Linked DNA regions of Homo sapiens: region 2 is linked to region 1. Evidence: read pairs that join two places in POLR2A ChIA-PET (ENCODE). Cell type or tissue: Caco-2. All regions are shown on one strand. Each heading gives the region's core, and the rest is flanking DNA. Links, peaks and the distances in the headings are about the cores only. Region 1 overlaps LINC01754 (long intergenic non-protein coding RNA 1754). Region 2 overlaps NCOA3 (nuclear receptor coactivator 3).

Region 1 (2,813 bases), core at 279-2,778:
TGCACCACTGCACTCCAGCCTGGGAGACAGAGCAAGACTCCACCTCAAAAAAAAAAAAAAAAAAGAAAGAAAGAACAAATGAGAAAGAACAGAACCCAAGAATCTTGCTTTTTTTTTTCTTTTTGAGACAAGGTCTTATTCTGTCACCCAGCCTGGAGTGCAGTGGTGCAATCACAGCTCACTGCAGCCTCGACCTCCTGGGCCCAAGCAATCCTCCCACCTCAGTGTTCTGAGTAGCTGGAACCACAAGCACGCACCACCACGCCTGGCTTCTTTTTTTTTTTAGACGGAGTCTGGCTCTGTCGCCCAAGCTGAAGTGCAATGCCGCGATCTCGGCTCACTGCAAACTCCACCTCTCGGGTTCAAGCGATTCTCCTGCCTCAGCTTCCCGAGCAGCTGGGATTACAGGCACCTGCCACCACACCCGGCGAATTTTTGTATTTTTAGTAGAGACGGGGTTTCACCATAGTGGCCAGGCCGTTCTCGAATCGAACTCCTGACCTCAAGTGATCCTCCCACCTCAGCCTCCCAAAGTGCTGGGATTACAGGCGTGAGCCACCACGCCCAGCATTTTTTTTTTTTTTTTTTTTTTTGGTGGAGATGCGGTCTCTCTACGTTGCCCAGGATGGTCTCAAACTCCTGGGCTCAAGTGATTCTCCCAATTAGGCCTCCCAAAATGTTGGGATTACAGGTGTGAGCCACAGCCCCCGGCCAAGAATACTACTCTTGATGGATATACCATTAATCTGGAAATCAAACAGAAACCAGAAGAGACAATATTAGCTCATGAACACAGCCAGTCGTGTTGGCTCATGCCTGCAGTCCTAGCGCTTTGGGAGGCAGAGGCAGGAAGACCACTTGACCCCAGTAGTTCAAGACCAGCCTGGGCAAAATGGCGAAAACTCTTCTCTACAAAAAATACTAAAATTAGCCGGACATGGTGGTGCGCACCTTTAATCTCAGCTACTCGGGAGGCTGAGGCAGGAGAATCTCTTGAACCCAGGTGGTGGAGGTTTCAGTGAGCCAAGATCGCACCATTGCACTCCAGCCTGGGCGAGAGAGACTGTCTCAAAAAAAAAAAAAAGGCCGGGTGCAGTGGCTCACGCCCTGTAATCCCAGCACTTTGGGAAGCCAAGGCGGGCGGATCACGAGGTCAGGAGATGGAGACCATCCTTGTTAACATGGTGAAACCCCGTCTCTACTAAAAAAATACAAAAAAATTAGCTGGGCGTGGTGGCAAGCGCCTGTAGTCCCAGCTACTGGGGAGGCTGAGGCATGGGAATGGCGTGAACCTGGGAGGTGGAGCTTGCAGTGAGCCGAGATTGCGCCACTACACTCCAGCCTGGGCGACAGATTGAGACTCCGTCTCAAAAAAAAAATAAAATAAAAGACATTGTGCACTTTAAATATACCCAGATCCTAAGATCCTAGCACAGTTGGAGCCAGGTGCTCAAAGATGTCTTCAGAATCTTCTAGTCCTTCATGCTGTCAGCGTCTTCTGTGAGGCTTCACTCTCAGTGTGGTGAGAGGGGCCAGCAGTCTCAAGAAAGGCGTGTCTCTGACAGTTTCAGCAGGAAGTGGTAGGAAATGAATCCTCTGATTGGCCCAGTTTGGGTCATGTGCCCAGATCTGACCAATCACATTGGCCAGATGGATGAAGCCCTCCGATTGGCTAGGTCTGGGTCACATGTTCACATCAAGCGTTGAGAGATCCAGATCTGGAGTAGAAGAACGAAAGTGATTGGCAAGAGTCTGCTCAGCAGGAAAAGCTCTACTGATCTACTCCATAGCTCCCTCTCTGTCTGGCTCCTGTTTCATTCTTCCCATTACAAAAATCCAGGGAAACTATTGGGCAAAGGCAGAGTCTCCTCCAAGGGCCTCAGTTGCTGGGCAGGCAAAGACCAAATGGTCTTTTCTTTAAGGGGGCGGGGTGCTATAATCACTTATATTAATTATTCAACCACATAAATTAACTTCCAGGACTCTGGATATATTTCGGGGGAAGAGTCTAAATAATTCATATTTGATTCATAATACGTGCATATTCTAATACCAGATAATTGGAAAATTATACACCAGAAATACTGTTCATGCAAATATGCATTGTTACTCTCTGCATAAAGGAGGCATTGCAGGCATAATTAATAATGATGGTGCCATAATAACAGTAAGTCTAATTCTGTGTTAAATTCTGTTTGATTATAATGCATTAAATCTATGATTTAACGGTTTTATACATGTACATGCACACGCATATAATTTTACAAAAAATCATAAATGTGATCATATCATATATGTTGGGGGAAAGAAAGTTTTTGTTTTTTGTTTTTTGTTTTGTGAGATGGAGTTTTGCTCTTGTCGCCCAGTCTGGAGTGCAATGGCACAATCTCAGCTCACCGCAACCTCCACCTCCCAGTTTCAAGTGATTCTCCTGCTTCAACCTCCCGAGTAGCTGGGATTACAGGGCCTCACCACCACGCCCAGCTAATTTTTACATTTTTAGTAGAGACGGGGTTTCACCATGTTAGCCAGGCTAGTCTCGAACTCCTGACCTCTGGTAATCCACCCCTGCCCTTGGCCTCCCAAAGTGCTGGGATTACAGGCGTGAGCCAACATGCCCGGCCAGGAAGTTTCTTCTAGAGAAATCTTTTTGGTTTTTCTCTTTCTTTTTTCTCTTGGCTTCTCCTTCCCTATTTCTCCTTTTTCTCTCCCGTTCTCACCTCGGGTTTGTATGCTCCCATCTTTTTCTCCATGCCTAGGTAATTTTATACAAATACACATATACAGCCAGGCTCGGGGGCTCATACCTTTAA
Region 2 (2,813 bases), core at 105-2,604, 130 kb before region 1:
CAAGGCCTCACTGTTACCTCTCAGATTTCTCTTGCTACTTACGTCTTTGTTCACTGTCCTCCAAACACTGTGCTCCAAAACACTGGTCACCTTGCTGTTCTTCAAATTCACTAAGAATGCTCCTAACAAAGGGCCTTTCCACTGGTAGTTCCCTCTAAACAGAAAGCTCCCCATCCCAACCTTACCCCAACCCAATATTCTCAGGGCTTACTTACTTCCTGGTGTCCTTGTTTAAGTATCACTTACTTAGCAAAACTTACCATGATATCTAAAACGTAAACCCTGCAACACACACACACACACACACACACACACAAGTCCCCCCCTACAAAGTTTTATTTTTTTTCCGTAACCTTTCTAGTCACTGGTATATTCCTAACATCTAAGGAATAGGCAACACATGGCTAGCACTCAATAAATTTTTGCAGAATAAATTAAAGCATGGAAGAAGAAATGAAAGTTAAAGGATTTTGGAGGGTGTGAGGATGTACACGTTTGAGGGGTCAAGGACTAAACAAAAATCAATCTGACAGGAGCAGAGAACACACGCAGTAAAGAAGCTTCCAAAGGTAAAGAAAAGACCTTGGTTAACAGTGAGAAACCAGAAAAAGTGAGGGACCTGAAGGATGGAAAGTTGACAGAGGTAAAAAGGTTACAAGCCAGACGGAAATTTAGGCTGAGGGAAGGGATAAGACAGTTGCAGACTGGAGGAAAGCTGAGAAGGGGAAGTGCATGAAGAGGTCAAGAGAAAAGTTATAGATACAGGAAAGGTCAAGAGGAAGGATGAGACTGTACAAGGGAGGAGCAGATCACAGGGAAGGGATGGAGAACACTGTTATGTCACAACATTATTCTTGCTCAAATCTAGCCCAACAGTCCAGAAGAGATATACTTCTGCATTAATATGGCTTTACTTCCAAAATGTCAGTGATGTGCAAGTGTAAAAACACAGAAAGATATCTGTAATACATCTGTTTCATCACTTTGAACCCTTAAATTCCTCTCTGCAAAAGTGCAGTTTAAAGGTTCATTTATATATCTTGAATTCCCCAATTTCTTTTTGTTTGTTTGTTTGTTTGTTTGTTTGAGATAGTCTCGCTCCGTCGCCCAGGCTGGAGTACAGTGGCACAATCTCGGCTCACTGCATGCAGCCTCTGCCTCCTGAGTTCAAGCGATTCTTCTGCCTCAGCCTCCCGAGTAGCTGGGATTACAAGTGACCACCACCAAACCCGGTTAATTTTTGTATTTTTAGTAGAGACAGGGCTTCACCACGTTGGCCAGGCTGATCTTGAACTCCTTACCTCAAGTGATCTGCCTGCCCTCAGTCTCCCAAAGTACTGGGATTACAGGTGTGAGCCACCGCACCCAGCCAAATTCCTCAATTTTATTCCTTAATACCAATGTTAGGCATTAGCCATGGAAGAGATGAAAGATGAAACAGGGTAGATAATTACAATGTATTTGTAATCTACTCTTCACCCTACTGCTACGCCAGTTTACAGATCTAGGAAACCTGGACTTACATCATTAGAAAAGTTGGATAATAACACCTTGTTTGCCTTTAAATTTCAAGGAGCCAAACAAAAACACAGCATCAATTTTAATATAAAGTCTACTGACATTTTAAAAGATTAACAGGAACCTAAAATAGTTAAAATTGTTGGCCAGGCGCAGTGGCCCACGCCTGTAATCCCAGCACTTTGAGAGACCAAGGCAGGTGGATCACTTGAGGGCAAGAGTTTGAGACCAGCCTGACCAACATGGTGAAACCTTGTCTCTACTAAAAAAATACAAAAATTCGCCAGGCATGGTGGCGGGAGCCTGTAATCCCAGCTACTTGGGAGGCTGAGGCAGAAGAAATGCTTGAACCCAGGAGGCGGAGGTTGCAATGAGCCAAGATCGTGCCACGGCCCTACAGCCTGGGTGACAGAGTAAGACTCTGTCTCAAAAAAAAAAAAAAAAAAAGTTAAATCATTAAAAATTTATTGAATCAAACCAAAATACTGAGCTATGCAAATCTTTTTAAAACTTTGTCTCAATTTTCTCCTCTATACAAATCCTTTTAAAACTTTAATTTTCTCATCATTCTTCTGTATGTATAAAACCCTGTAAAATTTTATGTATGCAGCACTGTAACTAAAAGGATGATTATATATCTTCTCAGATACATAATCTACTGAAATAAAACAATCAAAACCATTTGAAACAATCAGGAATTTTGGAATCAGAAGTTTTAAAAATAATTTTACAATTTCAGTGTTTATGGCCACACTATTCAGGCAGAGATGAAACAAACATACAATACCTTAGATGTGAAAATATATGCACTGCTCATTAAAAGCTACATGCCATTTTATCACTGATAAGAGTAGCTTCAAATTCCACTCAGAGTGCAACTGCAGTTGCAATGAATCCAGCAGTATAAGCGTGCCTGCATGTTATTATGGGAAATAGTGGAAAATTTCACAGGCTGACATCCAGAATGTCTGCGGTTCTTCTTCATATTTCTTTCTTCCTGCAAAGCAGTTAATAGACCAGAAATTAAGTTTTTTTAAAAGGTGGAAATTTCCACTGTTTCTTTTTAAACTAGCCTTCTTAAATGTAAGTTGTAAAATGTTCCAAAATTCCAGCATGAGAGAAAGAATAATTCAGACAGGAAAGAATTGTTTATCATCTTCACATTTGGGTGAGGGGACTGTTAAATAAATTGAGGTAAGGCCAGGAGCAGTGGCTCACGCCTGTAATCACAACACTTTGAGAGGTTGAGCCGGTGGATCACTTGAGGTCAGAGTTCGAGACCAGCCCAGCCAACA

The links. ChIA-PET counts read pairs that join two places held together with the same protein. Peaks named below come from ENCODE experiments on the same cell type or tissue, not always from the same donor. Only the 100,000 strongest peaks of a DNase experiment are listed, where the experiment ranks them.
Region 2: POLR2A ChIA-PET joins it to region 1 with 5 read pairs; 5 of 35 experiments call an interaction of 5 or more read pairs at or near these places.

Annotation. Positions count from the first base shown.
Region 1 is chr20:47,399,690-47,402,502 of GRCh38, reverse strand. The region is part of intron 1 of LINC01754 (long intergenic non-protein coding RNA 1754); the gene reads left to right. Among named protein-coding and RNA genes, the nearest start is that of LINC01754, 11 kb to the left of the region's middle. In Caco-2, for the core only: no CTCF peak of the experiment used is centred there; a DNase peak (open chromatin) is centred at 1,642.
Region 2 is chr20:47,529,614-47,532,426 of GRCh38, reverse strand. The region is part of intron 1 of NCOA3 (nuclear receptor coactivator 3); the gene reads right to left. Among named protein-coding and RNA genes, the nearest start is that of NCOA3, 29 kb to the right of the region's middle. RefSeq lists an enhancer at 2,484-2,813. In Caco-2, for the core only: no CTCF peak of the experiment used is centred there; no DNase peak of the experiment used is centred there.